Regions from separate parts of the Homo sapiens genome. Here region 1 is linked to region 2. A link is an interaction called in ENCODE POLR2A ChIA-PET data of the cell type or tissue named here. Cell type or tissue: OCI-LY7. All regions are shown on one strand. Each heading gives the region's core, and the rest is flanking DNA. Links, peaks and the distances in the headings are about the cores only.

The links. ChIA-PET counts read pairs that join two places held together with the same protein. Peaks named below come from ENCODE experiments on the same cell type or tissue, not always from the same donor. Only the 100,000 strongest peaks of a DNase experiment are listed, where the experiment ranks them.
Region 1: POLR2A ChIA-PET joins it to region 2 with 14 read pairs; 2 of 35 experiments call an interaction of 5 or more read pairs at or near these places.

What each region holds. Positions count from the first base shown.
Region 1 is chr12:31,597,888-31,600,802 of GRCh38, forward strand. The region is part of intron 1 of DENND5B-AS1 (DENND5B antisense RNA 1); the gene reads left to right. Among named protein-coding and RNA genes, the nearest start is that of DENND5B, 8.2 kb to the left of the region's middle. In OCI-LY7, for the core only: a CTCF peak has its summit at 2,533; DNase peaks (open chromatin) are centred at 1,404 and 2,534; H3K4me3 peaks cover 951 bases; H3K27ac peaks cover 1,906 bases.
Region 2 is chr12:31,953,624-31,956,538 of GRCh38, forward strand. It overlaps the pseudogene LOC100132543. Among named protein-coding and RNA genes, the nearest start is that of RESF1, 4.3 kb to the right of the region's middle. In OCI-LY7, for the core only: no CTCF peak of the experiment used is centred there; no DNase peak of the experiment used is centred there.

The DNA of each region.
Region 1 (2,915 bases), core at 201-2,700, 360 kb before region 2:
TTTTTATTTTTAATAGAGATAGGGTATCCTTACATTGCCCAGGTGTGCAATGTAAGTCTCGAACTCCTAAACTCAAATGATCCTCCTGCCTTGGCCTCCCAAAGTGGGCATGAGCCACCACGCCCAGTCATGAAAATCAGTCCAAGAGGTCTAGCACTTCTTGCGTAGCACTTCAGAATACAATAGGTCATGATCACTTTAATCAGATAGGGCCAATGGAGATATGCAGACCCTAGTTCCAGGCCCACTCAATGAGACATGATAAATACTGAGAGGGGTATAGGGGGGTTGGGGTCACTGAGCCTGTGCTGTGTTGACAAGAGAAGTTCAATGTGGCAGTCAAACTTAGCATCCAAAGTGGGCCACCATCTCTAGATGGCGTCTACACGGTCAGCAAAAGGGGCCGTAAGATTTAGTTGTTGCAAATGGTGACAGAAAGGAGCATCCAAGGCATCTGGCATTCGGAAATCCAGGCAAGCAAGGTGGCGGGGGTGGGGGGGTGGTGGCTCACACCTGTAATCCCAGCACTTTGGGAGGCCGAGGCAGGTGGAACAGCTGAGGTCAGGAGTTCAAGACCAGCCTGGCCAACATGGCGAGACCCTGTCTCTACTAAAAATACAAAATTAGCCAGGCGTGGTGGCGCACACCTATAATCCCAGCTACTTGGAAGGCTGAGGTAGGAGAATCGCCGGAACCCAGGCAGGTGAAGGTTGCAGTGAGCCGAGATTGCACCACTGTGCTCCAGCCTGGGAGACAGAGTGAGACTTTGTCTCCAAAAAGTAAAATAATATAATATAAAATTCCAGGCAAGCAGCTTCAGGAAGTCTATCATGGAATCACAGGTTCTCTCCAGTTGTAATAAGAAGTCAAGAGGATATAGTGGGTTGAATTGTGTCCCCAAAAAGGTGTGTCCAAGTCCTAATCCCTATACCTGTGAATGTGATCTTATTCAGAAATAAAATATTTGCAGATGTAATTGAGGATCTCATCTTGAGATCCTTAATGCAGTGCAATTATAGCTGAGTGGGCCCTAAACCCAATGACTGGTGTCCTTATAAGAAAAGGGAGATTTGAGATATTGAGACACACATAGGCGAAGATCATGTGAAGACAGAGACAGAGCTTGGAATGTTGTTGCCACAAGCTAAGGAGTGCCAAGCATTGCCAGCAGACACCAGAAGCTAGGAGAGAGGGATGGAATGGATTCTCCCTGGGGGTCCCCCAGAAGGAATCAGCCCTCCTGACACCTTGGTTTTAGCCTTGTGGCATCTAAAACTGTGAGAAAATTAACTTCTGTTATTTAAACCACCAAGTTTGTGGTAATTGGTTGCAGCAGCCCTAGGAAATTAATGTAGAGGGGAACCTGCAAGGGCCCAGCCTGAAAAAGGAACTAGAGACCTAGGTAGGTTACCAGAGCGGAACCCAAGATACTAGGACCGAGGGCTCCTGGAGAGAGACACTTGCATATAAGGCAGAAGCTAAATTCTAAGGACCTACGTACAATGACAAAGTCTAAATACAAAAGACGGTGACAGGACTTGGTAGAAGGTCCAAGCAGAACCCATTTGTAGCAGAAAATGGGGCAGGGATAGGCCTGAAAATCCACATCAAGTGTCCTCATCTATGGGAAGGAAAAGCTCTAAATAGACCAGAAACTGAAACAGGGTAGTGGTGTTGTTGTTGTTGTTGTTGTTGTTTTGTTGTTGTTGTTGTTTTAAAAGCAGAGACAAAGTCTCGCTATATTGCCCAGGCTGGTCTCAAACTCATGGGCTCAAGCAATCCTACCACCTCAGCCTCCCAAAGTGCTGGGATTACAGGCATGAGCCACTATACCCAGCAGGATTTGGGTTTTAAAAGGTCAATCAACAACTTCATCTTTCTTCCCTAAGATTGGAACCAATTGAGAAATAAGATATAGGATGCCAACAGATGGAGAACAGTTTCTATTATTAAATGTAGCCTCTGTTAATGCTAAAGCCGGCTGGGCACGGTGGCTCACACCTGTAATCCCAGCACTTTGGGAGGCTGAGGTGGGCAGATCACCTGAAGTCAGGAGTTCAAGACCAGACTGGCCAACATGGCAAAACCCCATCTCTACTGAAAATACAAAAATTAGCCAGGTGCAATGGCGCACACCTGTAATCCCAGCTACTCGGGAGGCTGAGGCAGAAGAATCACTTGAACCTGGGAAGCGGAGGTTGTGGTGAGTGCAGATAGCACCACTGCACTCCAGCCTGGGTGACAGAGTGGACTCTGTCTTTAAAAAAAAAAAAAAAAAAAAAAAAAAAGGTAAAGCTGATCTGAAGAAAGAGCAGGTCTGTGGCAGAGATTTGCTACATTACTTTCCATCCCTTCAATCTTTTCTTCCCGCTGACCAAACCCTGGCTCAGGCCACCGAAGGGGATATTTGAATCTGTAGAGCATCTACATTTAGTTCAGTATTGCTGTCCCATGTAAGCCCCAGGTGGGAAGGAAATAGAAGACTCTCCAATGCTTGCTAACTTTAATTAGATTAGCGCCATCCAATGGAGAAATGAAGACCATGAACTACTTTGCAAACCTAGCAGGCAGGGGAGGGGTGAAGTGGGGGCCAACAGTGTTACTGTAGTAGAAGTTCCTCTACATGGAAACGTGAGGCAAGAGGAAAGGAAGTTCCTCCCTAATAGGTGGCTGTTTAATCAGAATCCATCCCCTCCTCCTTCGTTGTGTAGTGTTCATGTCCTTCACATGGTATTGGGTTTACACCTAGCTCTAGGATGTCTTTGTGAACCTATATTCCTTTTAAGAGTTACTGACTCAGGGATGAACAGTTATCCTAAGCTGGCCTAATTAGGATGAGGTTCAGAACTTTTGTTTGATAGTTGGAGAAAGGAACATCCTCTTCTTACCTTGGGTGTAAATATGATATATACCGT
Region 2 (2,915 bases), core at 313-2,812:
AGGTGCTAGAAAATCCCTTATCTGAGCCAAGTGTGTCCAGCTATGTTCCAGGAACTGCTCCTAGTGAGGTATATGTACTAATTCATGTAACTATCTCAAAAATTAAATAAGGTAAGTATTATTGTTATCCCCATTTTTCAGAAGAGCGAAAAAACAAAAAAATGAAGTGATTTTCCCACAAAGTTCTATCACTAGGGAGCTGCAAAACAAGATTCAAACCTTGGGGCATACTTAAGAGCACTGAACAGGTTTGAGCCAAAGAGCCATTAGAGGGCCAGAGCCGGGTCCTGAACCAACAATAGACGGAGATGTGCTAGACACACTGGAGGTGCTGGGGTATAAGGGACCATTGCTAGAGGAGCAAGCCCTTATGAAGGCAGCAGAGTGGACTATATGTAGGAGCATATACGGTATAGGATTATATATATAGGCTTTTATACAGGAAGAAGGTGGTATATACTGTAAAGGAATAGATATATAAACTATATAAATTCCTATACAGGATATGGTTAGGCTTTCAAATAAAATCATTATGCAACTTGGAAGAAAGTATGACTTCTGCTGGAAGAGATGATCTAGAGAGCTTCCAGCTTGAGGTAAATGATTTTTTTAAAAGAAATGGCATGTCCATATTCTGTACTCATATCAGGAGATACTAAAGATCATTTTAAAAAAGGAGGACTGGCTGGGTACAATGGCTCACACCTGTTATCCCAGCACTTTGGGAGACCAAGGTGGACAGATTGCTTGAGTCCCAGGAGTTCAAGGCCAGCCTGGGCAACATGGTGAACCCCATCTCTACAAAAAATACAAAAATCAGCTGGGTGTAGTGGTGCATGCATGTTGTTCCAACTACTTGGGGGCCTGAGGTGGAAGAATTGCTTAAGTCAAGGAGGTCAAGCCCACAGTGAGCTGAGATCGCGCCACTGTAAATAAAAAAATATAAAAAGGACTGTTTGAAACTCCTATTATTTTTAAGTACAGAACTTGAAGCTTCACAGATATTACAGAACAAGAAACATTAAAATTCTCAATTAGATAAAAATAATGAAATTTATCAGGAAGTTCAAGTTCTGTGTGATAACCTTGGTGTACCCAAGTAAACAACTTCTGACATTCTGGTTATGCTAAACCAAGTGGAATCAAAGGTGAAAGACAGGCAGGACGCAGTGGCTCATGCCTATAATCCCAGCACTTTGTGAGGCAGAGATGGGAGGATCTCTTGAGCCCAGGAGTTGGAGACCAATTTGGGTGACATAGCAAGATCCCATCTTATTTCAAATTTTTAAAAATTGTTAATTTTTTTATTAAAATTAAAGAAAACCACTCTGCTGAAAATTAATTTAAATTTGAAACAGGCAGAACAACTGGAAAGAGTCAATGATGCTCTTTCCTGTGAACATGAGTGCCTCTAGCGAATGTTATGAAACAATTAGATGCGGCAATACAGTCCGTTGCACGGTGTGATACAGCCAAGGTAAGAAAAGATGACACAGCAAGAATTTACCAGCCTCAGTGTTATGCTTTGTCACCCAAGACAGCGATTATAATGGTGCATCTACTTGCTGCTCATGATAATCTATCCAAGATCATTAGGACAAGCAGTGGAGCCAGCCAGATGATGGCATGTGCCATTAATAAGGTGCTGATGGGAAGGGTGCCTGACAGGGGAGGCTGGCCAAATGAAATTGAACCACCACCCTCTGAAATGCCCCCTTGGCAAAAGAGACAAGAAGGCAGTGGCGGAAGGGGTGGTTGGGGTGGTGGTTGTGGAGGTAGAGGTGGTAGTAGAAGAGGCTGTGGGGGTGGAGGTGGAAGAGTTGGCTGGGGTAGAGGAGGATGGGAAAGTGGTGGGGGAGAGGGAGGAGGTGGGATGGAGGTGGTAAAGGAGGTTTCTAAGGCAGAGGAGATGATGGTGGGAGGGGAGATTATGGTGGAAAAGATTATGTAGATCCATATGGAGGAGGTGGTGATGGTGGTGGATATAGGAGATACTGAAGACTACAAAAATTAAAAACCAAAACCAACAAACCTCAAGCGCAAAGGAATAGTCTGCCCTCTTATGTCACAAGCACTAACTAACCACCTCTGCCCTTTCTCATCCCTTAATCATTCAGACAAGATTTCCTTGTTTACTTCCTCCTATAAAAACCCTAAGTCTATTTCATTTTCTTTGAAAAGATTCCTCTGCATTAATGGATGTTGTCCTTACTACAATAGCATGAAAAAAAAAAAAAGTCTCCTTAATGCAGCTTAGCAATTTTCCAGGCTTGATATCAGTGACTCCATCTTGGGCTATTGACTCCATGCTGAGCTGCTGCTAAACTTTGAGGCCCACGAAGAAACTGTGAAAAATATTTCCTTCACAAACAACTGTTATAAATAAAGTTTTGGTGTTGCAAAAGAAATAGCACTCGAATATAAATTTTCTTTTTAATTCTCAGCAAGGCAATGTACTTCTTTTTTTTTTTTTTTTGAGACAGAGTCTTGCTCTGTCGCCCAGGCTGGAGTGCGTGTCGCAATCTCGGCTCACTGCAAGCTCCGCCTCCCGGGTTCATGCCATTCTCCTGCCTCAGCCTCCGGAGTAGCTGGGACTACAGGCACCTGCCACCACGCCCAGCTAATTTTTTGTATTTTTTAGTGTTAGCCATGATGGTCTTGATCTCCTGACCTCATGATCCGCCTGCCTCGGCCTCCCAAAGTACTGGGATTACAGGCGTGAGCCACTGCGCCCGGCGGCAATGTACTTCTATAGACGGGTGCGCCCTCACAGATGGAGCAATGGTGAGCTCACACCTGGGCAAGGGAGGGGAAGGGGTTCTTATTCCTGATGCACGTGGCCTCTGCTGCTGTGTCGTTCCCCTGTTGGCTAGGGTTAGACCGCACAGGCTAAACTAATTCTGATTGGCTAATTT